Linked DNA regions of Homo sapiens: region 1 is linked to region 2. The links are chromatin loops, found by intact Hi-C in ENCODE. Cell type or tissue: mammary epithelial cell. All regions are shown on one strand. Each heading gives the region's core, and the rest is flanking DNA. Links, peaks and the distances in the headings are about the cores only.

The links. Hi-C counts contacts between places; a loop is a spot of excess contacts. Peaks named below come from ENCODE experiments on the same cell type or tissue, not always from the same donor. Only the 100,000 strongest peaks of a DNase experiment are listed, where the experiment ranks them.
Region 1: it touches region 2 in a loop (26-fold over the local background); 2 of 110 quality-filtered maps call a loop at or near these places.

What each region holds. Positions count from the first base shown.
Region 1 is chrX:37,301,172-37,304,080 of GRCh38, reverse strand. No RefSeq gene overlaps it. Among named protein-coding and RNA genes, the nearest start is that of PRRG1, 47 kb to the left of the region's middle. In mammary epithelial cell, for the core only: a CTCF peak has its summit at 1,332; no DNase peak of the experiment used is centred there; H3K27me3 peaks cover 142 bases.
Region 2 is chrX:37,570,682-37,573,590 of GRCh38, reverse strand. LANCL3 (LanC like family member 3) reads right to left here and starts at 1,930. Exons shown (of 5, transcript NM_001170331.2): 1 at 1,148-1,930. The coding sequence starts at 1,720. In mammary epithelial cell, for the core only: a CTCF peak has its summit at 1,125 (motif pointing left); a DNase peak (open chromatin) is centred at 1,110; H3K4me3 peaks cover 1,465 bases.

The sequences.
Region 1 (2,909 bases), core at 323-2,822, 270 kb after region 2:
TCAAAGATTTCATGATGAAGACACAAAATACAATTGCAAGAAAAGCAAAAATTGACAAATGGGATCTAATTAAACTAAAGAGCTTCTGCACAGCAAAAGAAACCATCATCAGAGTAAACAGACAACCTACAGAATGAGATAAAATTTTTGCAAATCATGTATCTGACAAAAGACTAATATCCAGCATCTATAAGGAACTTAAACAAATTTACAAGAAAAAAGAAACCACCTCATTAAAAAGAGGGCAAAGGACATGAACAGTGTGAATTAGTTCAACCATTGTGGAAAGCAGTATGGCAATTCCCCAAAGAGGTAAAAGCAGAACTACCATTAGACCAGCAATCCCATACTGGTTATATACCCAGAGGAATATAAATTATCCAATTGGCAGCAGGTGAAATTACATGGCTTTCCAAATGACTGCATTGCCAACCTATCTTCTCCCAGCTAAATGACTGATTTCTATCACTGCTGCCTCCCAAGGGGGTCTCTTGCAAGGACGTGGGTGTTGATGATCCTAAAATGGCACTTAAAACTTCTGACAACCATCGGTTGGTGCAACCATATAAGGGGCCTTTTAGAAAACACTAAATAGGGATCCCTTCCTGTCTGGAGACGCGGAATGGGACACAGGCTTGGCATTGCAGAAAAACAAATTATTGGTTCTCACTAAGTTAGCGTCATAACAATTTTGGGCCTCCATTTATTCATCTGGAAAACTGGAGACTGCCTGTTTAAGGTCTTCTCTCAACCTGTGGTTCTCTGAACCCATGTGAGCTCTCTCTGTGTGACATATTCAGCACTCTATTAACCACAGAAATAGAGGAGGGAGCCCTGAACACCCCCAATCCTCTCTAAAACAGGAGGCAGAAGCAGTCACAACTAATATCTAGTAACATATTCAGCACTCTGCAGACATAAACTCAATGTTCAAGAGATATAAGTGTAAGATCAGGATAGGAATCCACAATTTCAGGTACACCAAAAAGCTACAACCATCTGTGACTGGTATTTGTTCCATAAATGAGCCTTGATAGTTTTCTCAAATGTTTTTAATGTCTGTGCAGCCTAAACTCAGGGCTGAAATGACTGCTCACCTGCTTTCCAAAGTCCCTCAGGTTTACCAGATCATAAGAGGGTCTCCACCATTTTTGGGAGGTGCCAGACCCCTTTGAGAATCTGTAACAGTTCCAGGGGCAGTCAGTCCTTAAGGTACTTTGCACATGCACATAGACATATCTCACACATGCAATTGACTTAGGTTTTATGGGTCTTGGGTGCCATGGGAAACCTTCTTGTTCTGCCCAACGGCTCCCCTCCATGGCTGACCTGCATCATGACATTGTTCCTCATGGCTTCAACCCCAGTTGGCACCCTCACCCATCCAGCCACTCAACTTGAAAGTGAATTCCTCATTTTCAGGTAAATTTTGCATCTTCTTATGTTTATCTCCCTCAGATCTCTTTTTCTCCATACTCCTCTGGGCTTCTCTCTTAGGTAAATGCTTTGTAAATCCAGGGTCACATTGAAAGACTTTAGAATAGATTGGGGATATCTAAGTCTCACAGTCTTTAGAGCTGAGTCCTAAACTTTGCTCTAAAATATCCCTGTCCCTTCCTTCCTTCCTCCTTGCCTCCCAATCTTAGAAGCACATACAGCAAAGAACCCTCTATATCCCTAATTGTCATGTGGAACAGATTTTTTTCCTGACTACACAGGACTTCTAGTGCATGGCTATTCTAAACCAGTGTTCCAGACTCCTGTCCACACGAGGAGCAGCAAAACAAGGGCTGTGGCTCTCATGAGCAGAAGAGAATCTATCAGATACTTTAAGCTGCAATAACATAAAACCTGTCTTATAACAGCTTAAACAAAGATGGGATATATCTTTCTCTTATAACAGAAATTCTGAATAAATATGGCTGCTGTCCTTAATCCAGAAACTTGATGATTTTCAAGCCAGCGTCATGTACTCATTTGACTTTTTTCTCTTGTTTGACTCCTTGTTATTGTAAGATGGCTCCACCAGCCCCATAATTTTAGCAGACCTAAGATAGTATAAACAGTAAATTCAAAAGTAGGGTTTCCCAAAGCTGAGTGACCATGGAAAAGTTACTTAATTACCTGACCCTCATTCCTTAATTCAACAAATATTAAATGTGATATGCTGAGCACATAGATTAGCAAAAACAGTGATAGTTGGTGTTCTCAAGAAAGATACATTGCAAATTTTTTTCTTTCAATGTATTTTATTTTGATGAATTACAAAGGTAGATAAAAAATACTTTTTATAAAGTACAGTTAACTGACTTAGGAAAAGAGACAAAGCTTCTACAGTTTTAAAAATAAAATAAAGTTTGGCTTCCATCCCAAGATGGTTGAATAGGAACAGCTCCAGTCTGCAGCTCCCAGCGTGATCGACACAGAAGACGGGTGATTTCTGCATTTCCAACTGAGGTACCTGGTTCAAGTCATTGGGACTGGTTGGACAGTGGGTGCAGCCCATGGGAGGGTGAGCCAAAGCAGGGTGGGGCGTTGCCTCACCCGGGAAGCACAAGGGGTCAGGGAATTTCCCTTTCCTAGTCAAGGGAAGCCATGACAGACTGTACCTGGAAAAATGGGACACTCCTGCCCAAATACTGCGCTTTTCCCAAGGTCTTAGCAACTGGCAAACAAGGAGATTCTCTCCCGTGCCTGGCTCAGTGGGTCCCATGCCCACGGAGCCTTGTTCACTACTAGCTCAGCAGTCTGAGATTGAACTGCGAGGTGGCAGCCTGGCTGGGGGAGGGGTGTCTGCCATTGCTGTGGCTTAAGTAGGTAAACAAAGTGGCCAGGAAGCTCAAACTGGCAGAGCCCACCACTGCTCAGCAAGGCCTACTGCCTCTATAGACTCCACCTCTGTGGGCAGG
Region 2 (2,909 bases), core at 152-2,651:
TATTTCAAGACAACTTTGTGACATAAACCTTTGCTGCCCAGCTAACACAGTGCACATTCTTTAGTAATCTTTTTTCTCACTTGAATCAACCTCACCTGCTATTAAAAAAAAACCCTGTCTGCCTCTGTAGAGGTGATCTAAGTTAATTACTCTTTTAAAACACTCTATATACCTTTAATTTTTCTTCAAACGCCTTTCTCACCTAAATAAAGCCAAGTTAAATGTGTCACTTCCTCCCTAGAACAGTAGTTGGCTCCAGGGGATTATGAATGAAAGTGCCTCTCTCTCCGTTCTAGTCACTATGATCCTTCAGAGTTTTGTTCTTTTTCCTACTCCACAGGAACTGGCATATTCTCTTCTAATAACCACATGCTGATTTCAAAGTGAGTCCAGGAAAAAATATGTATGTGAAAACCAATTCACTTTTAGGAGCCACTGTAAAGTTATTCATCAAGAAAAGCTGCCCTGTCAAGAAAGCTGTGGTCTTGCCCATCCTAAGCAAATATTTTTAAGTGAAATAATGCACATTCAACCACAATGGGGTACATTTCCGGGTACGTTTCCGTCTACATTTATGTATTTTTAAAGGGGACACTCCTATCAGATATGCATTTAATAAGAGCCATGGGTTGAACTGAATAGTAAGCAAAACAGTAAACACATCAGACCCACAGCTGAGCAGTTATTCTTGGTTACAGACCCAGGGCTCCAGAAGCAACTTACCTCCACATCGGCCCCGAAAAGTTCCATTACTTTCTAGCACTCTAACATTCGAGGATGCCTCAGCTTTTGACAGCAGAGTCAAAGGAAAGGAAATCCCTTCCATTTCTGAGGTTTTCATCTTACTTGAAAGGGCCACACTGTCATCCCCCAGAAAGCTAACAGGCATCTGGAGTGATGCCACGTAAAAACACGAACAAAGCGCAGAGACGCCGAATCTCAACAAATGAGAGACTGAAAACGACAGGAAAGAAGAGGGACAAAAGCAGGAGATAGACCTCAAGGGACTGAAGAAATGCTAGCACCACACCAAGAGTAACAAAGACTTGGAGAGCAACTCGGGACAGTGCTGCCCGAGCCACGGAGTCCGGGGAAAGGAGGCCGGGCAGGCGGCGAGCGCCCTCCCGCGGCCCGGGCTACCTCTTACCTCCTGGGCGAGTTTCTGCTTGAGCACCAGCGCGGCACACAGGTAACCCGCGCGGCCCACGAACAGCTCGTCGGAGCCGCACTCCAGGAAGGAGACCGGCGCGCAGACGGCACACAGAGCCCGGAACTTGCCCAGCGGCTGCACGTAGTCGGACCGGCCCAGGGCGTGGTATACGAGCGTGGCCACGGCGTACACGCCCGCGCCCCCGAGCAGGAAGGCGGCGCGGGTGTCGGCGTCCGGTTCGCCCCACTCCTCAGCGCGGGCGCACGCGTCGATGAGGCGCTTAGCCGAGCGCAGGTAGCGTTCCCGGGCCGTGGCGAAAAGCGGGCTCTGCGAGACGTGGTAGAGCATATACGCCACTCCGGCCACGCCGCCATAAAGCCCCCCCTGGCAGGCGCTAGCCCCCGCCGTCGCCCCTCGGGCCTCCGCGCCGCCCCCGAGTGGGGGAAGCTCCTGGAGGATGCGCTCGATGGTGGCGGTGACCAAGGGCGCCACCGCCTCCTCACACTGGCCCGCCAGCAGGCTGCCCTGGTAGTCATCGAAGCGATTGGCGAAGCAGCGCTTGGTGTCCATGCTGTTGCCCGTGCCCCCTAGTGCGGAGCTGAGGACCGCTTGAAGTCGTGCCCTGCAGCCCCGCACACCACCTCCGGCTCTCTGAGGCACTCGGATGCCGGTGTATGCGGCGGGGAAGGAGCGAGAAGGATGAGACGGGAGGTGACAAGAGGAGGCGGGCAAGGAGCGGATGGCCAAGTGGGGCGCCGGGCTGCCGCGAGGCTCCCGAGTGGCCCGGGCGATCGCGGGGGATGCGTGTCCTGCGCCCCCCCTCAGAGGCCGCGCCCTCGCTGAACCCGCCCCCTCCTGCGCCGCCGCAGCTTGGCTGCCTCTTCAAGGGGCCGAGGTGATCTCTGGCAGGACCCACGCGGGGCCCGCGCCACTCCTCCCGCTCCGCCCCCGACTCCTCCCCTACTGGCAGAAGGCCGAGGACGTGCGGGACACTGATCTGGAACGCTGGGACTCAGCATACACACACCTGGCGGTAGAGGTGATGGTCTCCAGTCCCTTGTATACTCAAAGTGTGGTCCTTGGGTTAGAAGCATCAGCATCACCCGGGGGCATGTTAAAAACGCAGCATCTCAGGCTTCACTCCAGACCTATTGACTCCAAATCTGAATATTCAGCAAGATTGCCAGGTGATTCGCATGCACATTAAAGTTTGAGGCGCCACTGAACTAGGCTAGAGTAGCAAGACAAAACTGGGCGCCTTCTTTGAAGTTTGTATTTCATCTTGGTCGCTTCGGAGTTCTCATTATGAATGTTTCAATCCCAAAGGCTGGGGCATTTGAGCACATCATGTTTAATGCATTAAAACGGTGAAATACCCCATACAGGAACTTTTTTCCCAGCTTTGATTTTTGTATTGTTTTCTTCGAGTATACAGGAGTAAAAAGTCAAAGAACCACACCAGGTTAAGGCAAGGAAGGGGCACGCCCCTCCTGCCATGCGTGCATAGTAAAAGCTCAATACATATCTTGAGGTCATTAACTAGTTAATATTAGGATAAACGCTCTGTGAGAATTTAATTAGGCTTTTTATCTCCCCCTTCCCTCCCTTCTTTTCCCATGTTTGTCCTCTTCTGCTTTTTTCCCAAGGGCGTTGTGGAGGGTCTCCTATGTGTCCTGAAACCTGGAAATAGAGGGATGAATAAGATAGACATGGTCCTAGACCCCTTGTAGCTTACAATTCAGTAGGAAAAAACAGAAAA